Linked DNA regions of Homo sapiens: all the other regions are linked to region 3. The links are chromatin loops, found by intact Hi-C in ENCODE. Cell type or tissue: PC-3. All regions are shown on one strand. Links, peaks and the distances in the headings refer to the core of each region. The heading gives the core; the rest is flanking DNA.

The links. Peaks named below come from ENCODE experiments on the same cell type or tissue, not always from the same donor. Only the 100,000 strongest peaks of a DNase experiment are listed, where the experiment ranks them.
Region 1: a loop joins it to region 3, with 3 times the contacts of the local background. A loop is called at or near these places in 5 of 110 quality-filtered maps.
Region 2: a loop joins it to region 3, with 20 times the contacts of the local background. A loop is called at or near these places in 6 of 110 quality-filtered maps.
Region 4: it touches region 3 in a loop (4-fold over the local background); 6 of 110 quality-filtered maps call a loop at or near these places.

The regions. Positions count from the first base shown.
Region 1 is chr5:157,604,363-157,610,292 of GRCh38, forward strand. No RefSeq gene overlaps it. Among named protein-coding and RNA genes, the nearest start is that of ADAM19, 32 kb to the left of the region's middle. In PC-3, for the core only: a CTCF peak has its summit at 5,072; DNase peaks (open chromatin) are centred at 3,109, 3,609 and 4,989; H3K4me3 peaks cover 809 bases; H3K27ac peaks cover 5,000 bases.
Region 2 is chr5:157,428,957-157,434,886 of GRCh38, forward strand. All of the region lies in intron 1 of NIPAL4-DT (NIPAL4 divergent transcript), which reads right to left. Among named protein-coding and RNA genes, the nearest start is that of NIPAL4-DT, 28 kb to the right of the region's middle. In PC-3, for the core only: a CTCF peak has its summit at 3,045 (motif pointing right); a DNase peak (open chromatin) is centred at 3,065.
Region 3 is chr5:157,665,813-157,671,742 of GRCh38, forward strand. It overlaps C5orf52 (chromosome 5 open reading frame 52), which reads left to right and starts at 5,721. Exons shown (of 3, transcript NM_001145132.2): 1 at 5,721-5,930. The coding sequence starts at 5,803. It also overlaps a transcript of SOX30 not described here. RefSeq lists enhancers at 5,386-5,930, 5,409-5,518. In PC-3, for the core only: a CTCF peak has its summit at 3,276 (motif pointing right); DNase peaks (open chromatin) are centred at 3,329 and 5,039; H3K4me3 peaks cover 1,101 bases; H3K27ac peaks cover 3,140 bases.
Region 4 is chr5:157,509,388-157,515,317 of GRCh38, forward strand. ADAM19 (ADAM metallopeptidase domain 19) reads right to left here. Exons shown (of 23, transcript NM_033274.5): 8 at 4,047-4,118; 9 at 1-80. Among named protein-coding and RNA genes, the nearest start is that of NIPAL4, 52 kb to the left of the region's middle. In PC-3, for the core only: no CTCF peak of the experiment used is centred there; a DNase peak (open chromatin) is centred at 2,414; H3K4me3 peaks cover 475 bases; H3K27ac peaks cover 3,386 bases.

The DNA.
Region 1 (5,930 bases), core at 642-5,641, 61 kb before region 3:
TGTCTCCTGGGTTCAAGCGATTCTCCTGCCTCAGCCTCCCGGGTAGCTGGAATTATAGGCATCTGCCACCAGGCCTGGCTAATTTTTTGTATTTTTAGTAGGGACGGGGTTTCACCATGTTGGCCAGGCTGGTCAAGAGCTCCTGACCTGAGGTGATCCACCTGCCTCGGCCTCCCAAAAGTGCTGAGATTACAGGCGTGAGGCCTACATGGATCCCTTTTCATTCAACAGACAAGCAGACAATTAAGATAATATTCTAAAAAGGCCTTAGAGTTCCAGATTAAGGAACCTTGGGACCAGGCTGACTTAGGCTAAATTCCACTCTCTCCCCCATGTCACAGGTAAGATCCATGCCTTGGAAGTTAGGTAGTTTTTGCCTTGAACATCTTCAGTAATCAGCTTGAATTTTCTAAATGCAACTTCATCATTCTGCAAATCAGCAAGACTCACTTCAAACACACGACCCTTCAGACTACCAGGTGCAATTTTGGTTCCCTGGGTCCTGGTGACCAGTGTCTTTCCAGTATTTCTTCTACTGAACATAGCATGCTTTCACATCGTACCAATCTTTCTTAGAAAATGGATCAACCAGCCAGGGGTGGTGGCTCACACCTGTAATCCTAGCACTTTGGGAGGCCGAGGCAGGTGGATCACCTGAGGTCAGGAGTTCAAGACCAGCCTGGCCAAGATGGTGAAACCCCGTCTCTACTAAAAATAGAAAAATTAGACTGGGCGCAGTGACTTAAGCCTGTAATCCCAGCATTTTGGGAGGCCATGGCGGGTGAATCACCTGAGGTCAGGAATTTGAGACCAGGCTGGCCAACATGGTGAAACCCCCGTCTCTACTAAAGATACAAAAACTTAGCCGTGTGTGGTGGCACACGCCTGTAATCCCAGCTACTTGGGAGGCAGAGGCAGGATAATTGCTTGAACCTGGGAGGCAGAGGTTGCAGTGAGCCGAGATCGTGCCATTGCACTCTAGCCTGAGCAACAGAGTGAGACGCTATCTCAAAAAAAAAAAAAAAAAAAATTAGCCAGGCATGGTAGCAGGCACCTGTAATCCCAGCTACTCAGGAGGCTGAGGCATGAGAATTGCTTGAACTCGGGAGGCGGAGGTTGCAGTGAGCTGAGATCACACCATTGTATTCCAGCCAGGGGGATAGAGCAAGACTGTCTCAAAAAAAAGAAAAAAGAAAAAAAGAAAATGGATCAGCCACTTCTTGGCTCCCTTTTTGCTGTCTTTCGTAAGGTACTTGTTCTTGCCAACCACCATGTTGCTGCTCAGAATGATCTTTTCAATAAACGGTACTGAAAGAACTGGACAGCCATATGAAAAAAATGAACTTCGACCTTTAGCTCACATCATACACAAAAATTAATTTGAAATAAATAATAGAGACAAAAGTTGTGAACATAAATACATTCAAAAGCTGTTGGAACCCCCAAAGCACTTTTTTTTTCTGGCAAAGTCCCACCTCAGCCTCCGAGTAGCTGGGACTATAGGTGCGCACCACCACACCTGGCTAATTTTTGTATTTTTTTGTAGAGACAGGGTTTCGCCATGTTGCCCAGGCTGGTCTTGAGTTCCTGAGCACAAGCAATCAGCCCACCTTGGCTTTCCAGCATGCTGGGATTATAGGTATGTGCCACCACACCTGGCTTCCAAAAAGACTTTAAACCTTGAGAGAGAACTGGTGATCTGAGTCACTTAGCATGTAGTTGCAACTTCTGCTTCTTAGATTATAGATCAACTCTCTTTTCTCATTGTTCTTGTGCTATAAATGACTGGGAGAGACCAGAGACCAGATGTCCTCCCCTTCTAATCACTGACCTTTGTTATAGATTGTCTCCTGCATTATTCTGTACCTAACTCAAACCAGATGGCGCAAAAGACCTCATGACTGTTTCATCTTCAGTATGGAATGTTCAGTATATCTTTCCTGAAAGAAAAAGATGACCTTCACCAATCAGACCATTGTAATTATGCATTAAGCCTTACATAAGGCCGGGCATGGTGGCTCACAGCAGGAATCCTAGCACTTTGGGAAACCAAGGTGGGATAATCACTGGAGCCCAGGAGTTTAAGGCCAGCCTGGGCAACACGGCGAAGCCCTGTGTCTATAAAAAATTGACTGGGTATGATGGCACACACCTGCAGTCCCAGCTACTCAGCAGACTGAGGTGGGAGGATCACCTGATCTCAGGAGGTCGAGCCTGTAGTGAACGCTGATGGTGCCACTGCATTCCAGCCTAGGTTGCAGAATGAAAGTCTGTCTCAGGAAAAAAAAAAAAAAAAAGCCTTGTATAAAAAAAGTTAAAATTCTGATTTTTTCTCCTAAACTTTGTCTATGTAAACCACCCCAAACTTCTGCACTTCAGAGCACAACAGTACAATTCCATCTTTCAAATTTGTGCTTCCTGGGTGGCTGTCCTCAAGCTTTGTGCTCAAAAAAACTCTACATTTAATCATATTTTCTAAATTTTATTATTTTAGGTTGACAAAGTAAAGGCTAAAACTATAAAACTTCTAGAAAAAAAATAGGAGAAAATGTTCACAAACTACAGTCTTATGGTAGACAAAGATTTCCTGGACAGGACACAAAAGTATAAACCATAAGAGAGAGAAAAAAAAGATAAATTAGACTTCATTAAAATTTAAAAATTGCCTGTACTTTGAAAGGTACTATTAAGAAACTGAAAAGGCAGGCCACAGTCTGGAAGAAAATATTTGCAATGCAAATATTAGATAAAGGACTTGTACCCAACATACATAAAGAACTCTTAAAATTCAATGAAAGAAGGCAACTCACAAAAAAAAAAAAAAAAAAAGAAGAAGAAGATTTGAACAAACCCTTCAAAAAAGATGATATATAAATGGCCAGCAAATACATGAAAAATGTTCAACATTATTAGTTATCACGGAATTGTAAAGTAAGGCCACTGTGAGATATCACTTAGAAGAATATTCAGCTTTAGAAAACAGTTTGGCAGTTTATTTATCCCTTACCCTATGACCCAGCAATTCAACTCCTAGGTATTTACTAGCCTGAGAGAAATGAATCACCTAAGCCCTTTATTTAGCTTCTCACAAGTTCACTGATTCACTCTGTGACACTGGCCAGGTTCTTCCCATCTCTGGCCCTGTTTTCCATCTGTGGAAAGCAGATGTATGGGTTGGGCTAGGTCAGGGATGGCAAACGACGTTTGTCTTCAGTACAAACTCCTTATCACTGCCAGGGACTGCCCAGACTACCTCTGTGATGAGAAGGAATGTCTGATAGAAATTGAGAGCTCTGTGACCCACTAACAATGTCTGCTAGAGACATGAGAATGACCCAGAAAGGCCACATACTTCCTATATGCTATATGCCCACAAAAAGATTTGTGCATGAATGTGCATAGCAACTGTATTCATAGCAATCGAAAACTGGCAATAACTCAAATTCCAGATAGATTGTGGTACATCCACACAATAGTTTATTACCCAGTAATATGAAAACTATTAATATATGCAACAACATTGATGATTCCTTTCTTTATATTGAGTGAAGGAAACCAGAAACAACTCTATGAGTCAACGTATGTGAAACTGCCGGAAAAGGCAAAACTAAGCTATACTGACAGGAAGATCTGTGGTTGCCTGGGGCTGGGGTGAGAGAGGGGACTGGCTGGAGGTGGCAGGAGACTTCTGAGGGAATGGAAATGTTCTAAATTTTGATTGGGGCAGGTGCAGACGTTTGTCAACATTCACCAAGTTGTGGCGGGGGGCAGTGGTTCATGCCTGTAATCCCAGCACTTTGGGAGGCTGAGATGGGCAGATCACTTCAGATCAGTAGTTCGAGACCAGCCTGGCCAACATGGCGAGACCCCGTTTCCACTAAAAATACAAAAATTAGCTGGGTCGGTGGTGGGCACTTGTAGTCCCAGCTACTTGGGAGGCTGGGGCAGGAGAATCTCTTGAACCCTAGAGACGGAGGTTGCAGTGAGCCGAGATTGAGCCACTGCACTCCAGCCTGGGTGACCGAGTGAGACTGTCTCAAAAAAAAAAAAAAAAAAATTATCAAGTTGTATGTGCACTTAAAATGGAGATATATTAATATATGTCGATTGTACCTCAAAAAATGATTTTTACAGAAGTAGCTTTGAAACGTAATGAACTGTTCCACAAGCACGTGGCAGGAAGAGGGCCTGCTACCAGGTATGCTGTGGGAGAAACATGGAAGTGAGAAAGGACAGGGCACCTTCAGAAACACATTAGTTTGTAAAATCGCTCTCAGCTTTGCGAAGACCTTTCAGGCGCGCTCGGAGAGGCTGGCCAATTGCTTCTCAGATCCCCTATTAGAAATTTGACCACGGGCCTAACGGGAACAGGGCTGCCACGGAGCATGGAGAGAGGGCCTGGAGCCCAGGACAGATCATTGCTGACTTGGTTCTGAGTTCTCCATAAAAAACCTCATGGCCTTTCTCCTCCTCCAGACTCACGTGCCCCACCTCACTTCCTTAAGAATCTAGGCTCACAGCACGCAGGCAGGCAGCCATCAACCCCGAGCCCCCTTCCCCTTCTCCTTCGGGGAGAAAGCACTAGATGGAATAAGTCCCGTCAGTCCCAGCGTTCAGACATTCTCCTAAGTACTGTTCTTTTAAAAAGCTGGAAAGTTGGGTTAAGGAGTTTGGGGCTATTATTAGTGCCAAACACTATAAAAAGGAAATGCCACTGATAATCTTAGATGGCTGTATTTTCATACGGGGATAATTCAAGCTTCCTTCTTAGAGTTCTCAGTCATAAGAAACCCTTCATTAAAATACTCCCTCGGGCCATAGCCTCAAACCTAGCATTGCTCAAATCCTTTGGGACTATTCAAGTCAGGACTGACCGGGAGAACTCAGCTGGCATTTTTTAGCCCATTTTTATGGCTGCCTCCTTCTGAGTTTCTCGTGTTGTTCTACCAGAGGAAAATAACGAATGATTCAACCTATGCACAAATATTTATTTGCACTGCTTACATGGAGGCGGCATAGCAAAGGGCCTTAGGGGGCAGGCTCTTGTCAGGCTTAGCTGAGCTCTGTCCCTGTGTGGCATCAGGTAAGTTGCTCTTCCTTTCTGAGCTTCCCCTACAAAATGAGCTGTCAACCCTAGGAGCTGATGCCTGGTGCCTACCACTTAGTAAACTCTACACGAATATTAATTTGTTATTACTATCACTGTTATGCATTCAGTTACATCCACCATGGATACAGCAAAAATGCCGTTTCACCCTTGAGAATCCTACATTCCACCTTGCTACACAAAGCATACAGACAGGAGAATAAGAGAACAGCAGAAGTGATGATACCCTACCCCGTGATGAAGAAGCTGCTAAAAGGCATCTCCTTTCATCTTTCATACACTGCAGGTCCTGTGCTTTGAGTGTTATTGAGAAGCAATGTGTCAATATGTGTCAAAAGTCCTTAAAATGTGTTTGCCCTTTGACCCAGATTCCCTCTAGAAATTTTCATAAGAAAACAATTACATTTGTGAGCAGAGATTTCTCCTGGATATTACTGAGAGTAACAAAAATTTGGTAACAGTCTGTCTGAATGACTAACAACGGAAGTTAAATACATATTTAGACATTATGATTGATGAACATTTATGCAAAGCAGGTCACAAAACAATATGTGCAGTGTAGGTCCATTTCGAGGGTATGACCTGAAGTACAATTTTTAAATCGATACATAATAATTGTGCATATTTATGGGGTACATATAATTTGATACAGGCTTATAACGTGTGATGATCAAATCTGGGTAATTGGCATATCCATCACCTCAAACATTTATCATTTCTTTGTGTTGGGAACATTTCAAATTTTCTCTTCTAGCTATTTTGAAATATACAATAAATTATTGTTAACTGTAGTCACTCTACTTTACTATTGAACACTAGAACT
Region 2 (5,930 bases), core at 467-5,466, 240 kb before region 3:
AGTTCATATGGAACCAAAGAAGAGACTGCATTGCCAAGACAATCCTAAGCCAAAAGAACAAAGCTGGAGGCATCATGCTACCTGACTTCAAACTACACTACAAGGCTACAGTAACCAAAACAGCATGCTACTGGTATCAAAACAGACATATAGACCAATGGAACAGTACAGAGCCCTCAGAAATAATACCACACATCTACAACCATCTGATCTTTGACAAACCTGACAAAAACAAGAAATGAGGAAAGGATTCCCTATTTAATAAATGGTGCTGGGAAAACTGTCTAGCCATATGCAGAAAGCTGAAACTGGATCCCTTCCTTACACCTTATACAAAAATTAACTCAAGATGGATTAAAGACTTAAACTAAGACCTTAAACCATAAAAACCCTAGAAGAAAACCTAGGCAATACCATTCAGGACATAGGCATGGGCAAGCACTTCATGACTAAAACACCAAAAGCAATGGCAACAAAAGCCAAAATTGACAAATGGGGTCTGATTAAACTAAAGAGCTTCTGCACAGCAAAGAATTACCAGAGTGAACAGACAACTTACAGAATGGGAGAAAATTTTTGCAATCTGCTCATCTGACAAAGGGCTAATATCCAGAATCTACAAAGAACTTAAACAAATTTACAAGAAAAAATCAAAGAACCCCATCACAAAGTGGGCAAAGGATATGAACAGACACTTCTCAAAAGAAGACATTTATGCAGCCAACAGACACATGAAAAAATGCTCATCATCACTGGCCATCAGAGAAATGCAAATCAAAGCCACAATGAGATACCATCTCACACCAGTTAGAATGGTGATCATTAAAAAGTCAGGAAATAACAGGTGCTGGAGAGGATGTGAAGAAATAGGAACACTTTTACACTGTTGGTGGGTTGAACGAACACTTTTACACTGTTAGTTCAACCACTGTGGAAGACAGTGTGGCGATTCCTCAAGGATCTAGAACTAGAAATACTATCTGACCCAGCCATCCTATTACTGGGTATATACCCAAAGGATTATAAATCATGCCACTATGAAGACACATGCACACGTATGTTTATTGTGGCACTATTCACAACAGCAATGACTTGGAACCAACCCAAATGTCCATCAATGATAGACTGGATTAAGAAAATGTGGCCCATATACACCATGGAATACTATGCAGCCATGAAAAAGGATGAGATCATGTCCTTTGTAGGGACATGGATGAAGCTGGAAACCATCATTCTGAGCAAACTATCGCAAGGGCAGAAAACCAAATACCGCATGTTCTCACTCATAGGTGAGAATTATACAATGAGAACACTTGGACACAGGGTGGGGAACATCACGCACCAGGGCCTGTCGTGTTGGTGGGGGTAGGGGGAGGGATAGCATTAGGAGAAATACCTAATGTAAATGATGAGTGAATGGGTGCAGCACACCAACATGGCACATGTATACATATGTAACAAACCTGCACATTGTACACATGTACAGTAGAACTTAAAGTATAATAAAAAAAAGAAAGGCATACATATAGACTCTAATATGATTTGAGAAAAAAATGAAGTCATTACATGACAACTTAAAGCAAAAGGAAGGCAAAGGATCTAATGCTAGAGTGTTTAACACCAGCAAAGGATGGTTTGATAATTTTAGGAAGAGGTTTGGCTTAATTGTCAAGGTAACAGAAGCAGCAGCTTCTGCCAACCAAGAGGCAGCAGACAGGTTCCCAGGTGCCATTAAGAAAATCCCTGGGGAGGATGGGTGTGGTGATTTAAGCCTGTAATCCCAGCACTTTGGGAGGTCAAGGCAGGTGGATCACCTGAGGTCAGGAGCTTGAGACCAGCCTGGCCAACATGGTGAAATGCTGTCTCTACTAAAAATACAAAAATTAGCTGGGCTTGGTGGTGGGCACCAGGAATGCCAGCTACTCGGAAGTCTGAGGCAGGAGAATCGCTTGAACCCAGGGGGCAGAGGTTGCAGTGGGCCGAGATCACACTACTTCACTCCAGCCTGGGCAAAAGAGCGAGCCTCCGTCGAAAAGAAAAGAAAAAAGCAGGAACAAAACCAACCTGGGAAGAAGTGATAGTGTCTGAACAGGTTTTTAAAGCATACAAAAGTGCTCTATTCCGGAAAAAAAAAAAAAAAAAGCCACAGAGGACATTTATTAGTAATGAAGAGAAGCAGGATTTAAGGCAGGAAATGATAAGCCAACTCTACTGTTTTGTGCAAACACAGTCAGGTTTATGATCAGGAATTCCCTTTTCTATAAAGCTGCTAATCCCTGAGGCTTAACAGGAGCAACAACAACAACAACAAAACAAAAAACAAAACAAAAAAAAGAAAACACCAGCTGCCATTCTTTTAGTTGTATAACAAGAAGGCCTAGACAATACAAATACTTTTTCTAGACTGGTTCCATCAATGCTTTGTCCCTGAATTTAGGAAGTACCTTGCCAGTAAAGGACTGCCTTTTAAACTACTTTTTAAAAATCTTTTTTCCCCTTTTTGTGGAGTACAGGGTCTTGCTATGTTGCCCAGGCAGGTATCAAGCTCCTCGGCTCAAGCTATCCTCCCACCTCAGCCTCCCTAAGTGCTGGGATTACAGGCATGAGCCACCATGCCCAGCCCCTTTCAAACTCTTTTGATATTGGACAATGCCCCCGGCACCCAAAACCCCTAAGTTCAACACTGAAAAGTTGGTCTACTTCTCCCCAGACACAACATCTCTAATCCAGTCTCTCTAGATCAGAGGGTCATAAGGACCTTTAATGCTCATTACACATGGTACTCTATGGAAAAGATTGTTGAACTACCAGAGAGAACCCTGCTAGAGAGAACATCAAGAAAGTCGAAGGATTACACCATTCATGATGCCACTGGTGTTACAGAAAAATCTGTTAAAGCCATCAAGCCCCAAATAATAAATTCCTACTGGAGAAAACCATGTCCAAATGTTGTGCATGACTTCACAGGATTTACAACAGAGCCAATCAAGGAAATCATGAAAGAGATTGTGAATATTACACAAAATTTAAGCACCAGTAGATGTCACCCCAGAGCAATTAACAGAAGATGACTGGGAGATGAGTGCTTCAGAACCAGGGCCAGGCAATGAGGAAGAAGACACAACAGTAGCTGCGTCAGAAAAGAAATTGACATTAGACCATCTGGAAGAAGGGTTTTGATTATTCAAGACTGCTTTTTGACTTCTTTTATGACACGGGACCCTTCTATGATACAGTCACTGAAACTAAAGCAAATGGTGGAAGGAGGATTGGTACCATATAGAAACATTTTTAGAGAAATGCAAAAGCAAAAAAAAAAAAGTCAGAAACTACAATGTATTTTTGTAAAGTTACACCAAGTGTGCATGTGTCTCCTACCTCCCCTTCCACCTCCTCCACCTTTCTGCCTCTGCCATCCCTGAGACAGCAAGACTAATCTGTCCTCTTCTTCTTTCTCCTCAACCTACTCAAAATAAAGTTGACAAGAATGAAGACCATTATGATGATCCATTTCCACTTAACAAACAGTAAATGTATTTTCTCTTCTGTATTTTTTAGCTTACTTTAAGAATATAGTATATAATACATATACAAAGTATGTGTTAACAGTTTATGGTACCAGTAATGTTTCTGATCAACAGTAAGGTACTAATAGCTAAGTTTTTTGGGAAGTCAAACTTATATGGAGATTTTTGACTCCACAGATGTCAGCACCTCTAACCCCCACATTTTCAATAGTCAACTGTGTTATTGCAATGTAAGTTTGTAATGCTACATTTTGTTTTCTACATAATTTAAGAGACTAATGCATTTTTAAAACAATTATTAGTTTACATTTTTGGACACAATGTACAAAGATGCATTTTTTTTTAACTTCAATAGCTGAAAGCAGTGGGGATGCAGCTGTAAATGAACAGAACTTGTATGTTATTGAAGTTATTAAAGCTGACATAAATTCAAATTATAGTGTTAAACTTTAGAATGTTCAGTGTAATATTCACAGTAACTGCAGAGAAAATAGTTATGGAATTTACACAAAAGGAGGTAAGGAAATTGAAATATCTCACTATTTAAAAAATTAAATATAAGAGTCAATGCAGAAAAAGACAAAAGAAGTTATAAGGCATATAAAAAACAAACAGCAAATGACAAAAATCCCTCATCAGTAATTACTTTAAATTTAAATGGATTAAACATTTCACTCAAAAGACAGTTTGGCAGAATAGATTTTTAAAAATGATCTAACCATATGCTGTCTATAAGAAACTCACTTTAGAATCCAAAGACATAAATAGGTTGAAAGTGAAAAGATATTTCATGCACATAGCAACCAAGAAGGGCAGGGATGGTAATACCATCAGATAAAACAAACTTTAAATTGGAAGAATCATAAGAGACAAAGAAAGAAAGGTGTTATATATTAATAAAAGATTCAATACAGTAAGAAGACATAACATAATAAACATTTACATACCTAATAACAGCTAATCAAAACATATGAAGCAAAAGGTGGCTGAACTGTATGGAGAAATACATATTTCCACAATGATAGAAACTTCAATATCTCATTCTCAATAATGGACAGAACGACCAGACAGAAGGAAATAGAGGACTTGAACAACACAATAAATCAGCTAGACCTAATAGACATATAGGACACTCTACCAACAAGAGAATATATATTTTTCTCAAGTACACATGGAACATTCTCCTGGATAGACTATAGCTTAGGCCATAAAGTCTCAACTGATTTTTAAAAGTATCATACAAATAATCTTCTCCAATCACAATAGGGTGAAGTTAGAGCTCAAAAACAGAAGGGAAATTGCAAAATTCAAATTCTCTAGAAACACAAAACTTACCAAGACTGAATCACCAAAAAAAAAAAAAAAAAAAAAAAAAAAATCTGAATAGACCTTATAACTTGTAAGGAGATTAAATCACCAACTGAAAACCTCCCAGTTAAGAAAAGCTCTGGACCTGATGGTTTCACAGGTAAATTCCAAACATTTAAAGAATAATTAACACCAATTCTTCTCAAACTTTTATCAGACATTTGAAGAGAAGGGAACATTTCCTAACTCATTCTATGAAGCCAGTATTGGCCTGATATCAGCAGGACAGTTCTCTGGGTGGCCTTGGACTGACAGAGTTCTTCTTTCTTAATTGTAGTTCAAGAATAACTACAGAATGTGCTGGGAGTGTAATATTCTGAGACAGGGAGGAACCGGCCAGAAAAGCCCAGGTCCTGATCCAGTCCCTACCTCCAGAGACAAGATGTCCTTCAACAGTTTTGCTCAGCATGTCACGTCACCCCAGTATGTCACGTCACCCCAAGGAAATCAAACCCAGGGTGGGCTACATGCCAGGTTGCCTCAGCTGCAGTGCAAAAGGAGCACACAAAGATGAGACTCCATGCACCCTGAGCAGCTTTTCTGAACTTTGGAAGACCGGCTCATAATGAATGTTAGTCTTTTGTTGTCCCTTGCTGCTTTTCTGTAAGTAATAAGCCCACTTCATGTAACTTGTATGTGTGTGTTCTGTCTTATCAGACTCAGACAAGCTGGTAACTAGTGCAGTGAACCTGCTTCACAATGCCAAAGCCAGAGAAAGACACCACAAGTAACGTGCAGACCAATCCTCCTTAATAACTTTGATGCAAAAATTCAACAAAATACTATTAGCAGACAGAATTAAGAAGCATTTTTAAACGAGTATGTGCCATGTCTGTATTAATTCATTCTCACATTGCTATAAAGAACTACCTGAGACTGGGTAATTTATGAGGAAAAGAGGTTTAATCAGCTCATGATTCCACAGGCTGTACCGGAAGCATGGCTGGGGAGGCCTCAGGAAACTTTTAGTCATGGTGGAAGAAGAGGAGAAAGGAGGCTCATCTTACATGACCAGAGTGGGAGGAAGAGAGAGAG
Region 3 (5,930 bases), core at 511-5,510:
AGAGATGGAGGAACTTCACTAAGATTACACAGTGAGTCACTGCAAAGTTGCAAAACCTGGTCTGACTGACCATCTTGCAGGATATTCCCTTTTTTTTTTTTTTTTTTTTCTTAGATGGAGTCTCACTCTGTCACACAGGCTGGAGTGCAGTGATTTGATCTCGGCTCAAATTTCAAAGCAATGAAATTCCTGAAAGCCACTTAGTTATTGGGAGAGAAGAAGATTAAAAGAAAGAAAAATTAGTGAGTGAAGAATGGAGAGGTATTGGATGGGAAGATATTGTGGGAGAAATGGAATCTTGAAACTAAGGAGATTGGCCAAAGGTTTTTGTTTTTTGTTTTTGTTTGTTTGTTTGTTTTTGAGACAGGGTCTCACTCTATCACTCAAGCTGGAGCACAGTGGAAAAATCATGGCTCGCTGTATTCTTGACTTCCTGGGCACAAGCGATCCTCCCACCTCCACCTCAGCCTCCAGAGTAGCTGGGACCACAGGAACATGCCACCATGCCTGGCTAATTTTTGTATTTTTGTAGAGATAGGGTCTGGCTATGTTGCCCAAGCTGGTCTCAAACTCCTGGGCTCAAGAGATCCTCCCCTCTCAGCCTCCCAAAGTGCTGGGATTGGTGTGAGCCACTATGCCCAGATGAAAGATTCTTTAGTCCAGTAGACACACACACACACACACACACACACACACACACACACACACACACACACCTCAGTTCAAATGAAATCTCAGCTGGGATCCCATTCAGGTCATCAAAATCGTTAGCATATTAACATTTATTGAGCACTCATGTGCCAGGTATAAGGCCCAGCTCTTTTCAAACATGATCTCATTGAATCCTCCCAACAGCAGAATAGGTAATTTTATTAGCCCCATTTTATGGATGAGGTTTTTTGTTTTGTTTTGAGATGAAGTCTGGCTCTGGCGCCCAGGCTGGAGTGCAGTGGCACAATCTCAGCTAACTGCAACCTCCACCTCCTGGGTTCAAGCGATTCTCCCGCCTCAGCCTCCTAAATAGTTGGGATTACAGGCATGCACCACTACACCTGGCTAATTTTTGTGTTTTCAGTAGGGACGGGGTTTCATCATGTTGGCCAGGCTGGTCTCCAACTTCTGACCTCAGGTAATCCACCTGCCTTGGCCTCCCAAAGTGCTGGGATTACAGGCATGAGCCACCATGCCTGGCCAAGGTCAACTCTTTAACATCAAAGCTGGACTCCAACCCAGGTGTCTCTTCCACTAGGTATCTGAAGAACTTGTCACCCACTCTGGGATGGATAGGCCATTAGGGAGAGTCAGGCTGGGTTAGGGAGATGTGGATGAGGGAGAGGCTCACCCAAGAAGTGGAGGGATGGGACGTAGGAGTCCTGACTGCTGCCCCAGACTCCTATGAAATAAAGAGATGAGCTCAGCTTGTCACTGGAAAATCTCTGTGGAGTATTCATTGTGCCTGAAGTTCTATGATGGTGGCAGTGGACAGATGAAAAGTACTATCTCTTAAAGAGATTAAGTATGTTTGAACACAACTTCATTTCTTGTTGAAAATACATTTCATTTCCCCTCCCTTCATTCCCCCACCAAATGCATTGTACTGCTTTGGAGTACTTGGAAAAACCAGTTTAAAAACCTTGAGGCTGGGTATGGTGGTTCATGCCTGTAATCCCAGCACTTTGGGAGGCCAAGGCGGACGGAATCACCTGCGGTCAGGAATTTGAGAACAGCCTGGCCAACATGGTGAAACCCTGTCTCTTCTAAAAATACAAAAATTAGCCGGATGTGGTGGCAGGCCCCTGTAATCCCAGCTACTTTACTCTGGAGGCTGAGGCAGGAGAACCACTTGAACCCAGGTCGCAGAGGCTGCAGTGACCTGATATCATGCCACTGCCCTCCAGCCTGGGCGACAGAGCGAGACTCCATCTCAGAATACATACATACATACATACATACACACACACACACACACACACACACATACAAACCTTGCTGGATGCACAGTAGACTTTGTTCCTTCCCTCTACAACATTTCTCCATGACCTGGAACAAAAAGAAGGGAACTTCTGTTTACTGAGCACCTATGACCTGCAAGGCATTTTATATCTTACCTCATTCATTCCCCACAACAACACTTGTCAGGCATCACGCCTATCTTACAGGCAAGAAAACCAAGGCACAGAGAGGTGGAGGAACTTAATGTCAGATGTGAACCAGGCCATACGATGCACAGGGCGTGCTCTTCCCATGCCAGGCTGCCGCCCCAGTGATTCTCAGCTTCATTATGAGCACAGAGTTTATTTCAGCCATTATTGGCCAAAGGAACTGCTCTGTGAGGGATGCCCATGTTTGGAGCCTTCGTTTATGGTCCCTGGCCACTGACTCTTCTCCTACGGCTGTAGCTGTTGAGGACAGTGGTTGATAACATGTCAAGAAGGAAGCCTGGGATGAAGACTTATTCCCCACACTGCAGGTCCTAGCTCCAGGCTGTCAGGCAGGGGCAGTGATTTCAGAATGTGAAGGATTCAGAATTTGGTGGGTCCAGAGGATCCTGCCAAAGGGTTAGCCAGCTGGAATCAGAGGGGTAACTTGTCAGGGAGCAGGGGGAGGTAGGTAGCTGCTGAAGTTGCTGCTAAGAGTGATCCCAAAGTTCTGACATATCTGTCTCATCCATCCATCCATTCATCCATTCACTCACCAATCCATCCATCCATCCACTCATCCATCCATCCACTCATCCATCCAACCACTCATCCATCCGTCCATCCATCCATCCATCCATCCACTCACCTATCTATGTGGCCCTTGAACACACAATCAGAACATAAAGGTGGAAGAATGGGTTTTCTTCTTTGCTGTGACACCTCTGGCTTTTCCTGATCAGTGATGGGGACCTGCAGACTGGGAGTGCTTCAGCTCTGGTTCACTCTGATCTTGGGCAAGTTACCTCTCCACTCTGAGAGGTTGGGGAGGTGGAAGAAACCATATAGCTGTCTTGTGCAGATCGCCCCTCCTATTTCATCGATGGGTGACTGAGCCTGGGAGTAGGAAGGTGACTTGCCAAGGTCAGGTAAGGAATTAGTGGTAGATTTGGTACTGGATCCCAGGATCCTGCTGCTCATTTGTAAAGTGAGAATGGGAATCCCGGCTTTCCTCACTTCCCAGGATTGTAGAGAGGACCCCATGAGATAAATGGTGGGAAAGCATTTTGACAGGTGAGGTCACAAGGCCAAAAGGTGCCAAATGTGCACCTGGGGCCCTGGCTGCTAGACTAGGGCAGATCCCACAGAGACCAAAAGGGGTCAGCAGAGGCTTGTGCTTAAATGCTCAGCTAGGATCTGCTGCAAGGCACAATGCCTGGGTGCTGGGATTGGGGAGGGAAGCAAAGTCATTTAATTTTTTGAGACAGAGTCTTACTCTGTAGTCCAGGCTAGAGTGCAGTGGCACTATCTCGGCTCACTGCAACCTCTGCCTCCTGGATTCAAGTGATTCTCCTGCCTCTGCCTCCTGAGTAGCTGGGATTGTAGGCAGGCACCACCACACTCGGCTAATTTTTGTAGAGATGGGGTTTCACCATTTTGGCCAGGCTGGTCTTAAACTCCTGACCTCTAGTGATCTGCTCTCCCCGATCTCCCAAAGAGTTGGGATTATAGGTGTGAGCCACCGCGCCCATCAATTTTATTTATTTATTTATTTATTTATTTATTTATTTATTTATTTATCTGAGACAAAGTATTTCTCTGTCGCCCAGGCTGGAAGTGCAGTGGCACAATCTTGGCTCACTGCAACCTCCGCCTCCCGGGTTCGACTGATTCTCGTGCCTCAGCCTCCCTAGTGGCTGGCATTACCGGTGGGCGCTACCACGCCTGACTAATTTTTTTATTTTTAGTATAAACGGGGTTTCATTATGCTGACCAGGTTGGTCTCGAAAACTCCTGACCTCAAGTGATCCGCCCGCCTTAGCCTCACAAAGTGCAGGGATTACAGGCATGAGCCACGGCACCCAGCCTGGCCATTTTTCTGTAGAATTCCAGGAACAGGCTGAGTGGGGATGGGGGTGGTTCTGAGGCTACTAAAGAGAAGAGCCAAAGATTGTATAGGTAAATTCTACCTGCCAACGCCCTAGACTCAAATGCATCAGGCTCACCCCAGGAAGGGCAGCTAGGGCTGCCTTGTTCTAGAGACTATATGAAGGGCAAGGAAAAAGCCTCCTGAACCCAGGTGGAAGCCTAAATGCTAAGGGATGTTCTGGATCCTCATCATCAGATAATCCAGAGAGAAGTGAACTGATGGCCCCTCAAACCAGTGAGTAATGGGAATAAAGGAATGTGCTGTTCATCACAGCAACTAAAAGTCTGCAGGAGAGACAATGCTCTTGAGGGTAAGGGTAGTGATAGGAGGAGGGTCAGTCATTTTCATGCTAGTTAAGAAATATTTATCAGGCACTGTATTAGGTGTTGGAGATACTGAAATGTACAAGACAGTCATGGCCCCTTTTTTCAGAGCTCAAAGTCTAGTGGGGGAAACAGACATTAAATAGGCAATTACAGGCAGACAGAGCTTAAAAAGAGGATAACAGTGGCTACCTTAAAAGGATGTTGTGAAATTTAATGAGATAATCCAGGTAAAGAGTTTTATCAGGGCTTGGCACAGAGTAAGCCCTCTAAAAATGATAACTATTTTTCTTGCTTTGGATAGGGAAGTTAAAATGAAGGGCTCTGTGGAAGTGAAGTGTGAAGAGAGATCTATTCCAGGTCGGAGGCTAGGGAGTCCCAAGACCGCCTGAAGAAATCACAAGAAATCTGAAGAACTTTTAGCTTGAGGGAGAGGGAGGGGAGAAAAAAATAGCAACTCGTTAGCAGTTCAGTTTCACCACTTTACAGCCTATGAAGTCTTTGGCTTCCCTCATCTGGTTCGATCTTCAAACCTAACCAGACCGGCATCTAGAGTTAATATTTCCATTTTACACAAGAGGGAAGTGAGACCCAGTGGGAAAAATGACTTGTTCAGAGTCATAAAGCAAAGTCCGGAAGCAAGTCTTTCTGGTCCATTATGTGTGGGAAAAGTAAACAAAAACCGCGGGGCGTTACCGAAATATTAGGTTATAAACGTGGAACAAAGTCTAAGAGTTAACGAGAGCGAGGCACCACTTATAGGGGTGGGCCAGGTAGGTTTCCCGGGGGAGCTGGCATTGGAATAGGCTTCTTCGCCTGCTCGGTGTCAAGACCCCGCAGGAGATGGCGGATTCATTCAGGAAGCAGCCGCTCCGGGAAGCCTTAGCCAAGGGTCTTCCGGAAAGACACCAGTCTTGATCCTGGAGCCTCAATCCCCGCTGACCCAGCACTTTGGTTTCCATAGCAATTGTCTCGTCGCAGAAAGGAATCGCCTGTGCTGGGTCTTCAGACCTCAGCTCCATGCCGCTGAGCAGCCCCACCCTGGCTCAACCCGTTACCCGCCCCGCCAGCAGGCCGGGGTCACTGCAGTCCCCACGTCGAAGCGGAAAAGGTCTGCTCAGCTCACCGCACCCCACTTCTTCCAGACCCGTCCGTCTTCACAGCAACGCGCCGGGTCTCACCACGGCGGATGCCGAGGGACAATATTACCGCGTCCGTGGCCGCCGGACTCTGCACGCATGTCCAACAGCCCCCGTCCCCTTCCCCGCAGCCAATATGTGTCTCCCAGGCAACGCGCCGCGCTCGGTTCAGGGCTCCGCCCAGGGACTCACTCCGCGTCAGCGCGCGCCCACCTAGGTGGGCTGGCAACCAGCCACCAGTTTCCAACTCTTTCTCCAACAGGGAAGCCGCAATGACACAGCCGACTAGGCCCTCGGTCACCTGTGACCAGGGATCCTCCACGATCGGCGGGACCGCCGCCCAGGCGACCACCAGTTCCAGCGCCACCTCGGGTTCGAACTACCAGCGCGATAGACTCGG
Region 4 (5,930 bases), core at 525-5,524, 160 kb before region 3:
TCTGAAACTTCACACATGTTCCCGTGGGTCCACACTTCCAAGCCCACGAGAGCAATCCGGATGTTCAAGGATCGGTAAAACTGAAAGGACACAGAAAAACCACAGTATCTGTCAATACCACCTGGGATTTAAAAGCCCCTTCCTTTCATTCTGGTGGAGCTTGAGATTAAAAAGAAAAAAACTAAAACTAAAAAATAAAAATAAATTTAAAAAAAAAGCTCCTTCCTAGCCTAAGAACTCAGAGCACAGATACCAGATTTCTCTTCTGCCCATGGCTCCAACAGAAGGAGGCAACTGGTGTTACTGACATTTTTTAGAAAGGGAAAATGAGATCCTGAGAGAGAGCAGGACATTCTGGTGGCAGAACTGCAGTGACTTTGTTTAGAGATGACTGAGATAGGACATAAAATTGCTTTCAGATATGAATAGGTCTATCATGTGGAAAAAGTTGTTCTGCATGATGTTCAAGTAGGGCTTAGGTCAATAGGTAAAACAGACAGGAACATAAATTTCATTTTAAAATAGGAAGAAGGCTTTCAAACAAAGCTGGTCATGAGATAGCTCAGAGCTGAGCTTTGCTGTCTTCTGTAATCAGTGCCCTTGGCCAGGCTGTCTGGTACAATTTTTTTCTCCCAATTCCTTATGTGAGCCTTATCTTTCTTATGGGTATCTAAAAAGTTCTCTTGTATATAGATTTTTTAAAGCCACTTCATTGAGGTATAATTTGCATACCATAATACCCATCTATTTTAAGTGTACAGCTCAATGCTTTTTGGTAAATTTACCAAGTTTTAAAGCCATCACCAGCCAAGCGTGGTGGCTCACACCTGTAATCCCAGCACTCTGGGAGGCTAAGGTGGATGGATCACATGAGGTCGGGAGTTCGAGACCAGCCTGACCAACATGGAGAAACCCCATCTCTACTAAAAATACAAAATTAGCTGGGCGTGGTGGCGCATGCCTGTAATCCCAGCTACTCAGGAGGCTGAGGCAGGAGAATCACTTGAACCCGGGAGGCAGGGGTTGCGGTGAGCCAAGATTGTGCCATTGCACTCCAGCCTGGGCCACGGGCGAAACTCCGTCTCAAAAAAAAATAAAAATAAAATAAAGCCATCGCCATCATCCAGTGTTAGAATATTTTCATCACATCGGTGAGATCCCTCATGTCTATTGATAGTCATTTCCCATTCTCACCCTCAGCCCAGGCAACCGTGCATCTACTTTGTTTCTATTCTGCCTTTTCTGGACATTTGTTTTACAATATGTGGTTTTGTGTGTCTGGCTTCTCTCACTTACCATAATGTTTTTGAGATGTATCCATGTGTTAGAGTGTATTCGTTTATGATTTCTCTTTATTGCTGAATAATATTCTTTCGTATGGATATACCAAATTATATTAATACATGGATATTTTATTATAAAATGTCTCCCACTCATTTTGGAAGTAAATGAGTATAAATGACATAAAAGTGCACAGATATGCTTACTCTTCAAATTTTCTTCCCCATCCCTGGATAGTCTCAGGTTTTGTCAAGGATGGAATAAGCAGGTTGCAAGCAATAGACTACAGACGTTCTTGGTAATCTTCAGGGTTTTGTCCAAACCAGAGATCCTGAAATTCTATACCCAAGATCTGACTCGACCTCCTCGAGGCTAGAGCTACATCTAATCTTTATGATCTGGCATTTTTCACCTCATACAAATATAAGCAGGAGGAGGGTTTTCTTTAAAGCTAAACCACTGGAAGGTGTGGATACAACGGGTTCTTTGATGGGTCCACCCTACAAATACTGAGCCAGTGACTTAATAAAAAGCCCCATGTATGGAGAGGACATAATGAGCAGGAGATACCATCTTTATCCAAAATTGGTAGGTACTGCCCCAGCTGAAAAGAATAATCATAGCACCAACATTTTTCCACCACTTTTTACGTACTAGGCACTGAGGCTTAGAGAAGTTAAGGAACTTGCCCAAAGTCTCAGCAAGAAGATGGTGGAGCCAGGATGAAGGCCCAAATTACAACCTCAGAGCCTATTTGTGACCCTTTACTACTTCAGTGCTGCAGTACCTACACATCCAGATAATCCACTCGCTCCAAGAAACGCTGGTCAAGATGGGCTCCAGATTCAGTGAAATATCAGTTTATTTCAACAGAAATTTTGATTTTTCTGTTTTGTGCCAGTTCAATCGTTACAGAAAATAAAAGGTTCAGATTCCAATTTGAATTTGCTTTACTAGGGAGCTTTTGAAGGAAGTAAACTTGGCTTTTTTTCACAGTTACAGAAAAACATTTTGGATTGGGTTCATGACTCAGCACGAGTCCAATTCATTCCAGTTTTAGTTCAACAATAGTTCAGTTCAAGTAGCTAGGTCAGCAAGCTCCAGAGAAGTGGGCGTGGCTTCCCTTACCCGCCAGGAGTGACTAACACCAGCCGCGAGGAGAGAGCCAAGACGGCTGCACAGGATGCATGGGCCACCCAGGCTTAGGGCTTTCAGTAAGGACTGGGGCTTGCTGGTGCCTCTCTTCTCCCTTCACTTGTCACCAGCGCCCTTGGTTCCATCACATACCCCACAGAGGGGATACCCAGCCAAGTCCGAACCTGCCAGGTCTCCAAACAATAGATGTCACATGGGGGAAAGCAGAGTCAGCCTCCCATATTCTCCCCAGGGAAACAAGCTTCCCTTGTTTTCCCAGATGTCAAATGTTTGGGTTGTAGGATTATTTAAATGTTATTCTTGAGTGAGTCAGGAGCTAGAGGGAGGACTGGACTGTGTCCCTAGAGTCTGTCCTTCCAGGAAATGCCAGTGTTTGACTTTCACCTGTCACTGACCACTGACCTTTGTTTCCAGAGCCATCTAGGGCAGAAAAAAACCATGGGCATGGAAACTGCCATCTGATGACTTCAGAACTAATACATTTGCCTATTAATCCCTAAAACATATTTTAAGTGATCTCCTATATTCTCTAGTGTTTAGGAAAAAATGATTTTCCCTTTAGACCTGGAATTCATGAATCCCTAGCAGGCCCAAAGTTAAGCTTCATCAATGTTATGAGTATTCTAAAATTGTGCAATAAACGTTACCAGATTCTCAAAGAGACTTTTGATCCCAAACACATGAAAAACTACTTTTAAAAACTATATACTACTAGCCTACCAAGAGGCTACTGTCATTCTAGGTTACCTATTCTGCATTTTGTACTATAACAAATATCTTCTTTCATATACACAATGTACTTCCAAGTCCCAGACCAGCCCGTTCTAGTAAAATTCAAAAATGTAGGTATTTCCGAAGAGCATCTTGTAAAAGGTCCTGACCTAGGAAAGTTAACCACTGCACATCCTTCCTAAGAGACAAGACATAATTTTAGGATAACTTTACAGATGGAGACTTTATAGATTAGCCCCAAGCAACCCACTTCTCAGACAATCCGCTTCTCAAGCAACCCACTTCTCAAACAGCCCACTTCTCAACTTTTAAGGCTGTGTGTCTTTCCCACCCTGACCTACCTCAATTCCCTCCTAAGTCAGAGAATCCCTGGGCTTTGTATCTGGAAGGAACCTTAAAGAACCTTAAAGGATTCTTAAACTGGGCTCTTCCATGCCCCAAGCTGCTCGGGAGCCACTGCAGGGGTAAGAGGAAGGGGTCAGAAGGACAGTGTTCTGGGTCCTCACCCCAGCTCCCACTTAGAGCAGTCTGTTTTCATCTAACTTTTATAGTAGATATTGGCATAAGATTTCATTTTTTAAAATTCCACCAGGAAAATAAAAATAACAAAAAAAAACCACACATTGATTTACGACAGCCTTTCTATTTATAAGCTGAAAACAGAACAAAAGAAAAAAAAATGCAACACAAAGAAAATGAGTTACTTGCCTAAGGGTACGTAGTTCAGGGCTCTGTCATGACCGCCCTGGGCCTCTATGGCACTGCTCATTCCCTTTCAGAAGATGGCTGGGGCAGCCAATCCAGCAGAAGGCAGCTCCAGTGCCCTTGGAAGTGCTGGCACCTGGCACCTTTCCCACAAAGTACACACCTGGTCTCACCTTATCAACATAGTTGGCGATCTCTATGAGCTTGTGTTTGGTGGCGTCCTGGTCTCGTCGATTCTTCTGAAACTAAATGGGACAAGCAGAACCATGTGAGATCCCAGAACCTCTCACAGGATGCTTCCTGCGCCCCATTACTTGTCTTTGAATTTGCTCTTATTTTCTTCTGTCTTCTATGAGCCATCATTTTTATGCAATTGTCTTCCCCACCACAGTAAGAGCTTTGGAGGGTAGGACCTGTCAACATCCATCTTCATATCCACAGCTACTAGCTCAGCGCAGCACACACAGTAGGCATGCAATAATTATGCACGGAGTAGAATTGCCTTCCTCTAACCCTTGAAGCACATCTTATTCTCCTGTCCTTCGAATTACATGGCCTCTGGCAAACTCCCACTGGGGCTTAGGAGGACTGATCCAATCCTCACCGTGGTCATCACCCCAACATGAAGCCACCATTACACAGATCTCACGAGGCTTCCCTACATGTGGTCAATCAACAATCATCGAATTGCTGCTGAATGCCTGCTATGGGCAAGGCATTGTGCTTAGCACTATGTAGGACACAAAGAAGTGTGAGATCTTGGTTCTAGCCTAGAGGAGCTTCAATTAAAACAGAGAGGGCCAGAAATAACTGTGGCAGATGCTGAGTGACAGACCCTGTACTTAAGGAGTATAGAACTGAAATGGTTGAGAAAACCTGCCGGGAAAACGTGCACAGAAATAACCACAGTGGGAGGTCATGTGAATGACATGAGTGCCAACGAGGAGGACCATAAGACACTGGCAAATAGGCTTCATCTTGCACACCACTCAGATCCACTGGCAGTGCCTTCTACAGTGAGAAGAATGAGAAGAATTATGAGACTGCATCGATTCAATCACATTTCTTTCTTTTTTTTTTTTTTTTGAGACAGAGTCTCGCTCTTGTTGCCCAGGCTGGAGTGCAGTGGCGTGATCTCGGCTTACAACCTCCGCCTCCCGGGTTCAAGCGATTCTCCTGCCTCAGCCTCCTGAGTAGCTGGGATTACAGGTGCTCGCCACCATGGCCAGCTAATTTTTGTATTTTTAGTAATGATGGGGTTTCACCATGTTGGTCAGGCTTGTCTCAAACTCCTGACCTCAAGTGATCCATCTGCCTTGGCCTCCCAAAGTGCTGGGATTACAGGCGTGAGCCACTGCGCCTGGCCGTAATCAGACATTTCTAACCAAGCACAGGAAAGAAAGCTGTGTTCCATTAGAAATATCTGCCATGGGTACCAGAAAGAGGACATTTTAGTATGAATACCTCCTATTTACCATTCCTGCCTCAAAAAGATAGATCTCTCTGAGCTGCAATGATGAAGGAAAGCTTCACAGTGTAAAGAGAAAACCTGCTACAACTGCAAATTACATTTAAAAATGATGGGCATGTCCTGTACACTGCCATTGTTACACAGAATCTGGGTCCTCTCTAATTTATCTTAGGTACCCACTATACATGTTATTTTGATTCAAAATCTTCACGTCCTTCCTCCACCCCATCCCATGAGAATATCTAAGCAAGAAAGAACAAGAACAGCCAAGTAAAACAACCTGGGGTATTTGTTTGGCCAGAGGTGTGTACCAGCCCTGATACAGGGAAGAAATCCACCATTTCCCTTTCACCACAGCTTGTGGACATTCTTAGGCTTCCTTAAAACTGCCACTCACCAGAAGAGAATCTGTTACCACTGCTTTCTAGAGTTAGATTCAGTGTGACACTGTAACTTAGACCTTTCCAAGGTGTTAATCCAGGAGTTTCTCATTATAGAGGCCTCCTGTTTCTAAATTGGTCTCTCGGCACAGACAGCGTTGCAGCATTTCCATTCATTTAGTAATATTTATTAGAACATCAGGGCC